2 separate regions of the Homo sapiens genome follow, and region 1 is linked to region 2. Evidence: chromatin contacts called from ENCODE Hi-C or POLR2A ChIA-PET data. All regions are on one chromosome and are shown on one strand. The core of a region is the stretch at or near the end of the contact, and the rest is flanking DNA. Distances in the headings are between cores, read along the strand shown. Region 1 has its middle 12 kb from the start of CLLU1. Region 2 overlaps LINC02391 (long intergenic non-protein coding RNA 2391).

The links. A loop is a pair of places that touch in the nucleus more often than their neighbours do. ChIA-PET counts read pairs that join two places held with the same protein, here RNA polymerase II (POLR2A). Pooled maps may share reads with other maps.
Region 1: a pooled map shows a loop between it and region 2 (2.3-fold over the local background). The contact joins two enhancer-like sites. A Hi-C loop is called at or near these places in 5 of 168 maps with a recorded cell type or tissue (CD4-positive, alpha-beta memory T cell, CD8-positive, alpha-beta T cell, mammary epithelial cell and 1 more), 1 of 37 single-sample maps with no recorded cell type and 11 of 50 pooled maps. POLR2A ChIA-PET finds 5 or more read pairs at or near these places in 5 of 52 experiments (CD4-positive, alpha-beta T cell, CD4-positive, alpha-beta memory T cell, activated CD4-positive, alpha-beta memory T cell and 2 more).

Annotation. Positions count from the first base shown.
Region 1 is chr12:92,407,291-92,412,707 of GRCh38, reverse strand. No RefSeq gene overlaps it. Among named protein-coding and RNA genes, the nearest start is that of CLLU1, 12 kb to the left of the region's middle. Within about 2 kb of position 4,052, at least 4 of the 41 ENCODE cell types and tissues checked have a DNase peak (open chromatin) inside an H3K27ac peak, as active enhancers do.
Region 2 is chr12:92,286,745-92,291,730 of GRCh38, reverse strand. The region is part of intron 2 of LINC02391 (long intergenic non-protein coding RNA 2391); the gene reads left to right. Among named protein-coding and RNA genes, the nearest start is that of LINC02391, 75 kb to the left of the region's middle. Within about 2 kb of position 3,117, at least 3 of the 41 ENCODE cell types and tissues checked have a DNase peak (open chromatin) inside an H3K27ac peak, as active enhancers do.

The DNA.
Region 1 (5,417 bases), core at 2,803-5,302, 120 kb before region 2:
GGGTGTCTGACTTCAAGGCAACTAACATCAGGACTTTCCTCTATAAGAAAACAGCACAATTAAACATATTTATTATAACACAGGTCCATGATGAGGCAGGCTGAGGGCCACTCGTAGCCTACGTGTGCTCACCTGTGGGAGTGCATGGTTAAAAGCACTGTACCCACAGTGGGCAGTGGTGGGACAGAATCATCCCCAGACCAGGATTTCTAGCTATATAGCAATTGCCCGGTACAACTCTGAAGTCAGGGCTTGTCCTAGAATGGTGCAAGAGAAAAGGCCAGAATGCTGGGAGATGATATCTCACCACCATTCACCTATTCTATAGCACTTAAGAGGACCAGGCACTGTGCTCTACATGCGTTATCTCATGTAATCCTCCCAGGAACCCTACGATGTAGGTGTTGCTAGCATCTTCCATTTACAGATGAGTAAACCGAGGCACAGACAGGTTATGTAATTTATCCTAAGGCACATGCCTAGAAACATTCCAATAAGAGTAGAGTCCAGGCCATCTGAATTCAAAGCCTGCTCTCTTAACCCTTCTGAAAGCAAATCATATTGGATACATTTACAAGAACACCAAGGGAGGTACCTCAAGGATCTGGACCTGGGAGATGGATGTGTGAAGGGAAAGGCAGTTTGGTCAGATGGCCCTGTGTGATTTTGTCCATCTGGTATGCTGCCTAAATGGCATGGAACCTGCTCCCTGATGGATGCTGGGTGAGGACGTCTGGCAATAAGAATGGCTGTACATGCTGTATGTCCCAGTGACAGGGTTGGTTGTTTATTTCCAGGACCGGAGGCTGCTCTCCCAACTTGACCCAGATAAGTGCCAGACACAGGAGCACAGGTGCAAGATCAACTGATCTGTTTCATGGGTGGAATTTTCCTGCTTAAAAAAAAAAATAAAAAGATGCAGGAAAACAACAACTTCCTATGACCTCATTCTGCTTAAAATTCCTGGATATGTCTCTTATTTCCTCTCTGCTTCCAGATTTTTTTCTTACTTTATTTTAGACTAAATTCAGTTTCTTTAAAAGGAAGCAGGAATCAACTTCATAAATAAGGGGTGTTGATTTTTTTTTGCCTGAATGTTTTGAATGACAAAGCCAAAGCACCCTATTCAATTGATCTCCACTAACTGCCTGATTTTTTGCCCAGATGGTCAACTTTCCTCCACAGGTGCTTCATGGTGCATTAGAATCAATGGATTTCTGCATTAGAATCAATGGATGCATTAGTTAAATTCATGCCAGGCATGGGTGGTTCATGCCTGTAGTCCCAACAGTTTTGGAGCCAGGAGGTTGAGATCAGCCTAGGCAACAAAGTGAGACCCTGTCTCTACAAAACATTGTTTTTTTAATCAGGGTGTGCTGACATGCACCTGTAGTCCCAGCTACTCAAGAGGCTAAAGTGGGAGAATAATATGAGCCCAGGAGTTTAAGGCTGCAGTGAGCTATGATCATACCACTGCACTCCACCTTGGGCAACAGAGCAAGACCCCATCTCTAAAAAAATTATAATCATTCATTCATCAAAACTGTTTACTGAGCACCTGTTATGTAGCTGACATTATATTAGATGTTGATTTGTGGGGCCTTTACCCACATCATCTGAAACAGTGTCTCTGGCAGTGGATGTCTTAGTGTGTTTTGTGCTGCTATAACAGACCACTTGAGACTGTAATTTCTAAGGAACAGAAATTTATTCCTCACAGTTCTGGAGTCTGGGAAGTCGAAGATCAAGGCCCCAGCAGGTATCATTATCTGGGGGAGGCTGATCTCTGCTTCCAAGATGGCACTTTGATGCTGTGTCCTCCAGAGAGGAGGAACACTGTGTTCTCACATGGAAAAAGAGCTGAAAACAGCAAACTCACTCTCGCAACCCCATTAGATAGGGCCTTAATCTGTGCATGAGGGAGGAGTCCTCATGACCTAATCACATCCCAGAAGCCCCACTTTCTAATATCATTACCTTGATGATTAGGCTTCAACATGAATTTTGAAGGGGGCGCCACACTCAAACCATAGCAGTGGGCCTAGGAATCTTCATTTTTAGCAAATTCCCAGGTAATTTTTGTGTCCTCAAAAGTTTGCAGACCACTGACCTATATTATGAACTCTTCAAATACAGAGCATGGAGTTTTTTGGAACTTTGTAGCCCATAACAAAGTGCCTTACGTGATGGTGCTGATGTGGTGTTGGTTAATGATTTATTGAAGAAAGGAATTTCCCGACTCACTGCTCAGAGTGACATAGGAAGATCAAACCCATCATTTATTGTCTTTCATCTTTTCATACTTCTTAATTGTCTGGTCTTGAGCCTAGCTGCTCAGATACCTGTAAGTTAAGGATCTGCTTATTTCAGAGATTGGCTGTGGATGTCAGTTCTAACTGGAAAGTAAAGTAAAAGAGAGCTATTGCTGTCATCTTCTCAGCACCCCATTCACTCCTCTTTTAGGAGTGGCACCTTGATTTCCCTTAGAGGATTGACTTCTGCTTATGGAAGGCCAGCTTGGTGGGCTTATCAGTGAAAGGGTGAGTGTGGTAGGCAGCACGGCCTCCAAATGATGTCCATGCCCTGATACCTGGAGCCTGTGAATATGTTACATTGCATGGCAAAAAGGGCTTTGCAGATGTAGTTACAAACCTTAAGACAGGGAGACTAGGCCAGGTGCAGTGCTCACACCTGTAATCCCAGCACTTTGGACAGCTGAGGTAGGTGGACAACTTGAGATCAGGCATTTGAGACTGGCCTGGGCAACATGGTAAAAACCCGTCTCTACTAAAAATACATAAATTAGCTGGGCCTGGTGGCAGATGCCTGTAGTTGCAGCTATTTGGGAGACTGAGGTAGGAGAATTGCTCGAACCTGGGAGGCAGAGGTTGCACTAAGTTGAGATTGCACCACTGTACTCCAGCCTGGGTTACAGAGTGAGACTGTTTAAAAACAAAAACAAAACAAAGATAGGAAGATTATTCTGGATAACCTGGTGGGTGCAACATAATGATTTGAGCCCTTAAAAGTAGAGAACACTGTCTTGCTGGAATCAGTGATGCAGCAGAAGGAAAAGTCAGAGAGACCCAATGTATAAGAGGGATTCGTTCACCAATGCTGGGGAGGATTACAGGTAAAGCATGAGGAAGGATGTAGGCAGTCTCTAGGAGCAAAACCTGGTCCTTGGCTGACATCCAGCAAGGCAATGGGAACTTCAGTCCTAGAATCACAAGAAACTGGATTTGGCCAACAACCTGAATGATGCTGGAAGAACATTCTTCTCCAGAGACTCCAGTACAGAGCTCAGCCCTACTGGCAACTTGATTTTGGCCATATGAGCCCCTAACAGAGGACCCAGTTGAGTTCATTCAGCCTTTTAACCCACAGAAGCTTTGAAGTAGTAAATTTGGGTGGTTTTATGCCATTAAGTTAGTCACAGTTTGTCACAGCAGCAACAGAATACTAATTCAGTCAAGAGCTGGCCAGTCAGACGTTCTTTTCCAGGAATTGGAATATTTAGCTACCTGATACAGGGACCAAGACATTTTGAAGATGGTCCATTCCAACAGTAGCATCTTGGAGACATCACATCCACATGCTCTGGTCCCTGTCCTTTCGAAAGCCTGGTAATTCACCTTTCTTTGAGTTACCTCTCAACTTTTTTGTTATTATTATTATGTTAGCTCACTAGAATCAGATTTTCTTCCCTATGACAAATAACCCTACCTAGTACAAGGGTAGATAAGTAGCAGAGCTCAGAGCTGCCATGATGCTCTGGGAGATGGGGTGCATTGACACCTCCCATGTTTACAAATACTTCTCAAGCAGCTAAGCAAGGCTGTGACCTGCCAGCTCAGTTGTAAGTTCACTAGACAAGTGCCATTGTCTAAAGGTCTTTAGGGCCAGACTCAGAGTAAGCCATGCACATTCCTCCTAATTTAACTGTAGCTGGGTTTCCTATTCAATTAGAGGAGAACTTATTGAAGAATAGTCTCTAAGGAGAAAGAGGAACTGTTCCTTCAGTGCATTGATTTTTATAGTGTGAAAGCAAACAGGTTTTTATGTGTGTCCAGGAATATATTGGGGGTTATAAGGTTTTTTTTTAATTAGGATATTCTCAAAATCTGCTTTGCTTCTTGATCCAAAAGTCAAAGAATGTCAAGATGAGTAGACATTAAACAATAATGAGTTTAATCTCTCATCAAGTACTTAAATTCTGCCCTCTGTATTCATCATAACAGGGTGACTGCTTTAACAAAAACTTCAAAATTTTATTGGCTTCACCTCAATGAAGCTTATTTTTCACTTATGTCTTATTTCATTGCAGATTAGCAGGAAGAGGCTATGCCATTCAGGGATACAAGTTCCTTCCATCTTGTGGCTCTTCCTTCTTCTAGATAACCAAAGTATTCCCCTTTCAGCCAGCAGATGGGGCAAGGGGGTGAGGCTCACACAAAGGGTTGGTAGGGTGGAAGGGGCAGTTAAAGGGCAGCCTGGATTTGGCAGGTACCACTGTCACTTACATTTCATCAGCCAGAACTCAGCCACCAGCCCACACCTAACAGCAAGGAGACTGGCACATGCAGTCCAAGTGTACAACCAGGAAAAAGAGGAGAACATAGATAGTGGAGAAAACTAGCTATCTCTGCTTTAGCCTTCCAAGTGGTTATATGACCTCCCCTAACATTCTTCTAGTGACAGGGAACTCATTACTTTTTTTGAGTAAGATAATGTATTTCACCTTTAAACATCCTGGGCAGTTAGGGAGTTTTTCTTTTGTTGAGTTGAACTATATTTTGCTGCATTGTCAAGATAAGCTAATACTTAAGACATAGGCTCTAGAGCCAGACTGCTTGAGTTTGTATCCAAACTCCATCAACTTGGGACAATTATTTCTCAGAGTCTGTTTCCTCATAAATTAATGCATGTATTGCATGGCTTGTGCCTGACATGTAATACATTCTCAATAAACATTAGTGCTTAATGTACCATATATTGGTGCTTGTTTTAACCTTTGTATTCATACAGGTACATCCTTGTCCTTGTCCTTGGATATTTAAAGGTATCTCTGACCCTATTCTAAGTATCTTCCAGAATCTTCAGCTGTTACTCAAGTGAACTCATTTAGCGTCCCTTTCCAATTCTGGTCACTATTCTCAGACTGGGGTTCAGTGTGTCTATAGCCCTTTGAAGAATATGGTGTTCTTATCAGATTACAAGATTCTTTTTTTTTTTTTTTTTTTTTTTTTTTTGAGACAGAGTCTCGCCCTGTCGCCCAGGCTGGAGTGCAGTGGCACATTCTCGGCTCACTGCAAGCTCCACCTTCCGGGTTCACACCATTCTCCTGCCTGTCTCCCAAGTAGCTGGGACTACAGGTGCCTGCCACCACACCTGGCTAATTTTTTGTATTTTTAGTA
Region 2 (4,986 bases), core at 1,868-4,367:
CAGTTTGGGTAAATAAATGCATTTCCTTCAGGATTTCATAAATTTTGATCATAGTGCTTCCTGGGTTTGTCAAATCTAAAAGTTTTAATTATTCTTTTCTGTTCTTACAGGGCTATCTCTTCATCCACTTCATCCATTCAGTGACCCTTTCCTGTACTTTTCAGCTCTGTTCTCTTTGATGAGTTAAAATGAGAGGGCAATGGAGTATAATGGGTAACTTCAAGATCCTAGGAATATGCAAGTCCAGAGCATATTGTTTCCTCATCATTAAAATCAGAAGAATAACAACATGCTCTTTACTGGATTGTTGTAAGGATTAAATAAATTAACATGTGTAGCTATTAGAAGAGAACCTAGTCTGTACAAGCATAAGCGTGATAATCTGAACACACAAACAGAACTAGATAGCTGAGTTTTTCTCTTCTTTATACAAACGTTTTGGAAACTGTTATCTATGCATTTGATAGAAATGTGATTCTAGATTTTTCTGAATCTAGGTGCAGTTGATTCCATCTTCCAGGATGAGATATGTAGTAACCTCACTGTCTAGCCTTAAAGTGGTAGCTGCTCTAACATGTTGACTTTGCACATCATATGTAAAGAACCACACTATTAATCTTACTGAAAACCACATTCATTGTTTATTCAAGCCTGCTCTCATCCAGGCACTTCATTAGGCGGTGAAATTTCAAGAATAAACCAAAGTCTTCACCCTTTGAACCTTACAGTCCTGTTCATAGTTATGTACTATTTATTGCTGTGTAACAAATTACCCTAAAACTTAGCTACTTAAAACAACAAACATTTATCTCACACAGTTTCTGGGGGTCAAGAATCCAGGAGCAGTTTAACTAGGTAATTCTAGCTCAATGTTTCTCACAAAGTGGTACTCAAACTATTTACTGGAGCTACAGGATCAACTAGGCTGGAGAATTTTTTTCCGAGCTTCCTCACCTGATTATTGGCAAGCCTCAATTTCTTGCTGGCTGTTGGAGGCAGGTCCCTATTCCTCACCATGTGAGCATCTCCACAGGCTGTTAGAGTGACCTCAAAACATGACAGCTGGCTTCCCCCAGAGAGAGTAATCCAAGAGAGAGAACGAATGAGAAAGCACCCAAGATGGAAACTGCAGTCTTTTATAGCTCAATCTTGGAAGTAACATCCCATCATTTCTACCATATGTCATTGGTCACACAGATCCTGGTAGCATGTAGGAGGTGGACACACAAGGGTATGAATACAGCAGATAGGGACCATTAGAGACTAACTACCACACAGTGATTGAGAGTCATAGTTTTTTGTGAGTCATTGGTCAAAGGAGACAGATGGGTCAGAGATTCTGTTCCATGCTTTTTATTTGAAAACCCAGCCTCCCATCATCAAGAGGCTCCTCTAGTGCCCTTGATGCTCTCCACCTGATCCTCTGTATCTTGCCAGAAGGTCAGGAGCACGGGAAAAGCACAAGTATAGGGAAATGCACCATAGATTCAAGGGGCTAGACTTGAATGGAGATTGTAAGCATTATTTTGCCCCACATTCCATTGCCAGAAATCACCTAATTGAAAAGGAAGCTGAGCAATACGGTCTGTATGTGTCCCCAGATTAAAAAGGAATGAAATTTGGTGAATGCACAAGTCACTCTGCCACTCCCTGTAGCTGAAAAGAGGCTGTACGTTTAAGCAGTTTACATTTTTTTAAAAAAATGATTCTGTTCAGTTTTAATACAACAAAAATATGATTGCTCACCATTCTGCAACAAAGCAACTGATTGATTGCGTATTTTCACCTTTTCAATGCATTGTAAATGCAGCCCCTGTTAGAGGCCAGTAAGCAGGTGGTGGAGAGTAGTTCCTGAACCATTAAGTTTGCTGCTTTTTCAGGAATACTATTAAGATGCTGGCAGAAACAAGTCTTGCCTTGTTTCCCAAGTGCGGAAAAAAGAAAGTCTTTGTTCCCAAGCAAATGAAAATACAAATCACAAGACTAAAATTATGAATGCAAAACAATATATTAAAATGTGGCTTGTGTGTAGCATTTGCATGCATTTTAATATGCATCTGTCTTTCCCTTTGCTAAATTCAGTAGGCTCTGAAAATATTAAACAATGGAGTACAATTAATGATTAGAGGAATTGTTTTGGAATATATTTTAACCTATTTATATTCCTATTGCCAAACCTCTTGCTCTTTAAGGGCTCTGAGATGTCCAATGAGATCATTTTATTGGTCAGATCTCATATCACTGTAGCCTAAAAACAATTCACAAAAATATTTTTTATAAATTGACGTGATAACGCTCAAATGATTGTAACATGATTAAAACCATTCCCAGGATAGAAAAATCAAATCCAAATTTGGAAGCTGGAAAAGGCTTTAGAGATCCTTTGGATTGGATATTCTCATCCCTCCTACTCATTCCAAAGTCTGGCTATATTTATTTCCAAAGAACCCATAAGAAATTTAAGGCCATTTTTTTTTCCCCAAAAAACCCAATTTGCTGAGCCTTCTGCTCCAGTTATCTTTGCAGCTGAAGTTTTCAGAATTGGTTTTGCCCTTTTCTGGGTTTGTTTTCGTTGCTTTCTATTTGAGCAAACCCCCAAAAGGGAAATCACTTTTAGGGCAGTAGCAAAAATGAACCAAATTTCAACCACACTCAGAATTCTTGCTCTCTGCCCATCAAGGCTTCTGGACCAGAGGAGAATATATTTCATGAGAACACAGCTCTAAGCCATAAACTTGAAATACATCAAGCTCTTTGTTGTTAATTGGCGCTTACCTCACCTGAAGGCCTTTGCCAAGAAGAGCAGAGGGGTTTAATGGGGAAGGAAGAAAGGAAAAAGCCTGAAGTCCTGGAAAACACTCCAAGCCACATGTGATTTTAGCTGGGGGGCTCTCCACTCCCCAGTATGCTGGCGCAACAAAGTGGCCTATGTGCTCTCTCAGCCCTCGGCTGTTTGTTTGGGGGGCAATGCGCAGACTGGGGCCTGAGTGATAACTGCTTCGTGTAATTACGAAGACAGCTTGAAAACTATGCTCCTCTTTGTTTCAGCCTCCAGATGACGGCTGTCTGACTGCTGTTTGTGCCAGTTTTATTTCAAAGCGCTTTTCTTTCCATATTTCAAAGGTCAGTGTGTTTACCGTGGCCAAAAAGAGCCTGTGTGTAAGAGAAAGAAATCCATGTGGCTGAGTGGCAGGAGAACCAGAAGAGGAGTTAGGGAACTGGATTCGAATCCTAGCTCAGCTTCTAGGTAAGTTAGAGAACTAAATGAGTTGATCTCTTCTCCTTTAGCATTGAAAGGGGAGGAAGGAAGTAGTACTAGTGGCCTTATTTTAGATTAAAAAAAAAAAAAAGGCCGGGCGGTGGCTCACGCCTGTAATCCCAGCACTCTGGGAGGCCGAGGCGGGCGGATCACGAGGTCAGGAGATCGAGACCAGCCTGGCTAACACGGTGAAACCCCGTCTCTACTAAAAATACAAAAAATTATCCGGGCATGGTGGTGGGCACCTGTAGTCCCAGCTACTCTGGAGGCTGAAGCAGGACAATGGTGTGAACCCGGGAGGCGGAGCTTGCAGTGAGCCGAGATCGCCACTGCACTCCAGAGCCTGGGCAACAGAGCAAGACTCCGTCTCAAAACAAAACAAAAAAACCTAGAAGTGTGGTTCTCAAAGAAGACGTGTAGTTATTTCCAGTAAAGAAACACTATCAAACACTCAACTGAGAAAATGTCCACTTCATCTCCGTGAAATGGAAATATTTCCTCCCTCAGAGAAAGCAGGCTTGATATTTTGGCCACCCTTGGAAATCTTGAGATTGTTTTTGGTCAAGGAATTTTAGCACTGGGAACGAATAGCAAACCCCAAACCCTTTCTCAGGACTCTTAGTTGGCTTTCTGACGCCATTACTTAGAAAAACAAGGCTGGTTAGACTGAGTTACCTCCCCATATTTAAGACATTAGTGTTTTTATTATGGATATTTGAAAACAGCATCAGATTTCAATGGTGTAAGCTCCATACCTATTTCTCTTTTTTATTTTCTAAATTTTTAAAATGAAGTGGGGTCATTTGATCTCTTATCAAATCAGTTGGAGACTGGTTTTTTTCCTTTAACTTTTATTTTTTTTCTCTTGAGACGGGGTCTGACTCTGTCACCCAGGCTGGAGTGCAGTGGTGCCATCTTGGCTCACTTCTACCTCCACCTCCTGGGCTCAAGCCATCCTCCCGCCTCAGCCTCCCAACCCACCACACCCAGCTAATTCTTTTATTAATATTTTTTGTTGAGACAGGGTTTCACTATGTTGCCCAGGCTGTCTTGAACTCCTGAGCTCAAGCAATATGCTCACCATGGCCTCCCAAAGTGCTGGGATTACAGGCGTGAGCCACCGTGCCCAGCCCATACCTATTTCAGATGCTCTTCGTGATTCATTTTCTTCTAATATGTTTTTCCCATCTATCTTGCTCAATTTTTATAGAATGAGCTCCTGGGAAAAGGAGGTAAATAAGCTGTTGAAGTGGTAGAGAGCCTGCGTTCTGAAGCTACATTTGCCTAGGTTCACATGTTAATACTGCCACTTTGCTATGTGACCTCGGATAATTTGCTTAACTTTTCTGTGCCTCATAGTTTTCTTGTCTACTAATGTAAGTACTTACTTTATGGTGTTGTGAGGATTAAATGGATTAACCCACGTGAAATATGTAGAACAGTGTCTGGGACTTCATAAACATGCAAATGTTGAGCTAATTATGAAAAACACTCCTTTCCGAAATGAATTCTGCACTGGGAAAATTCTTCTCTTTTGTGCTACCGTTTCTCTTCTTGAATCGATCCACCTACATCTGCAGAAGTAAAAAAGTAAATTTGCAAATGCCAAGGGAACAGTGCCTGTGTTGTAAAAGAGAGGAGAAAGTAAAACAGAAAAAAAGAACAAAGGAAATATCTTAAATGTTATTCCCCAATTACTGTGAATTTTCAGCCTCCTGTGAAATAAA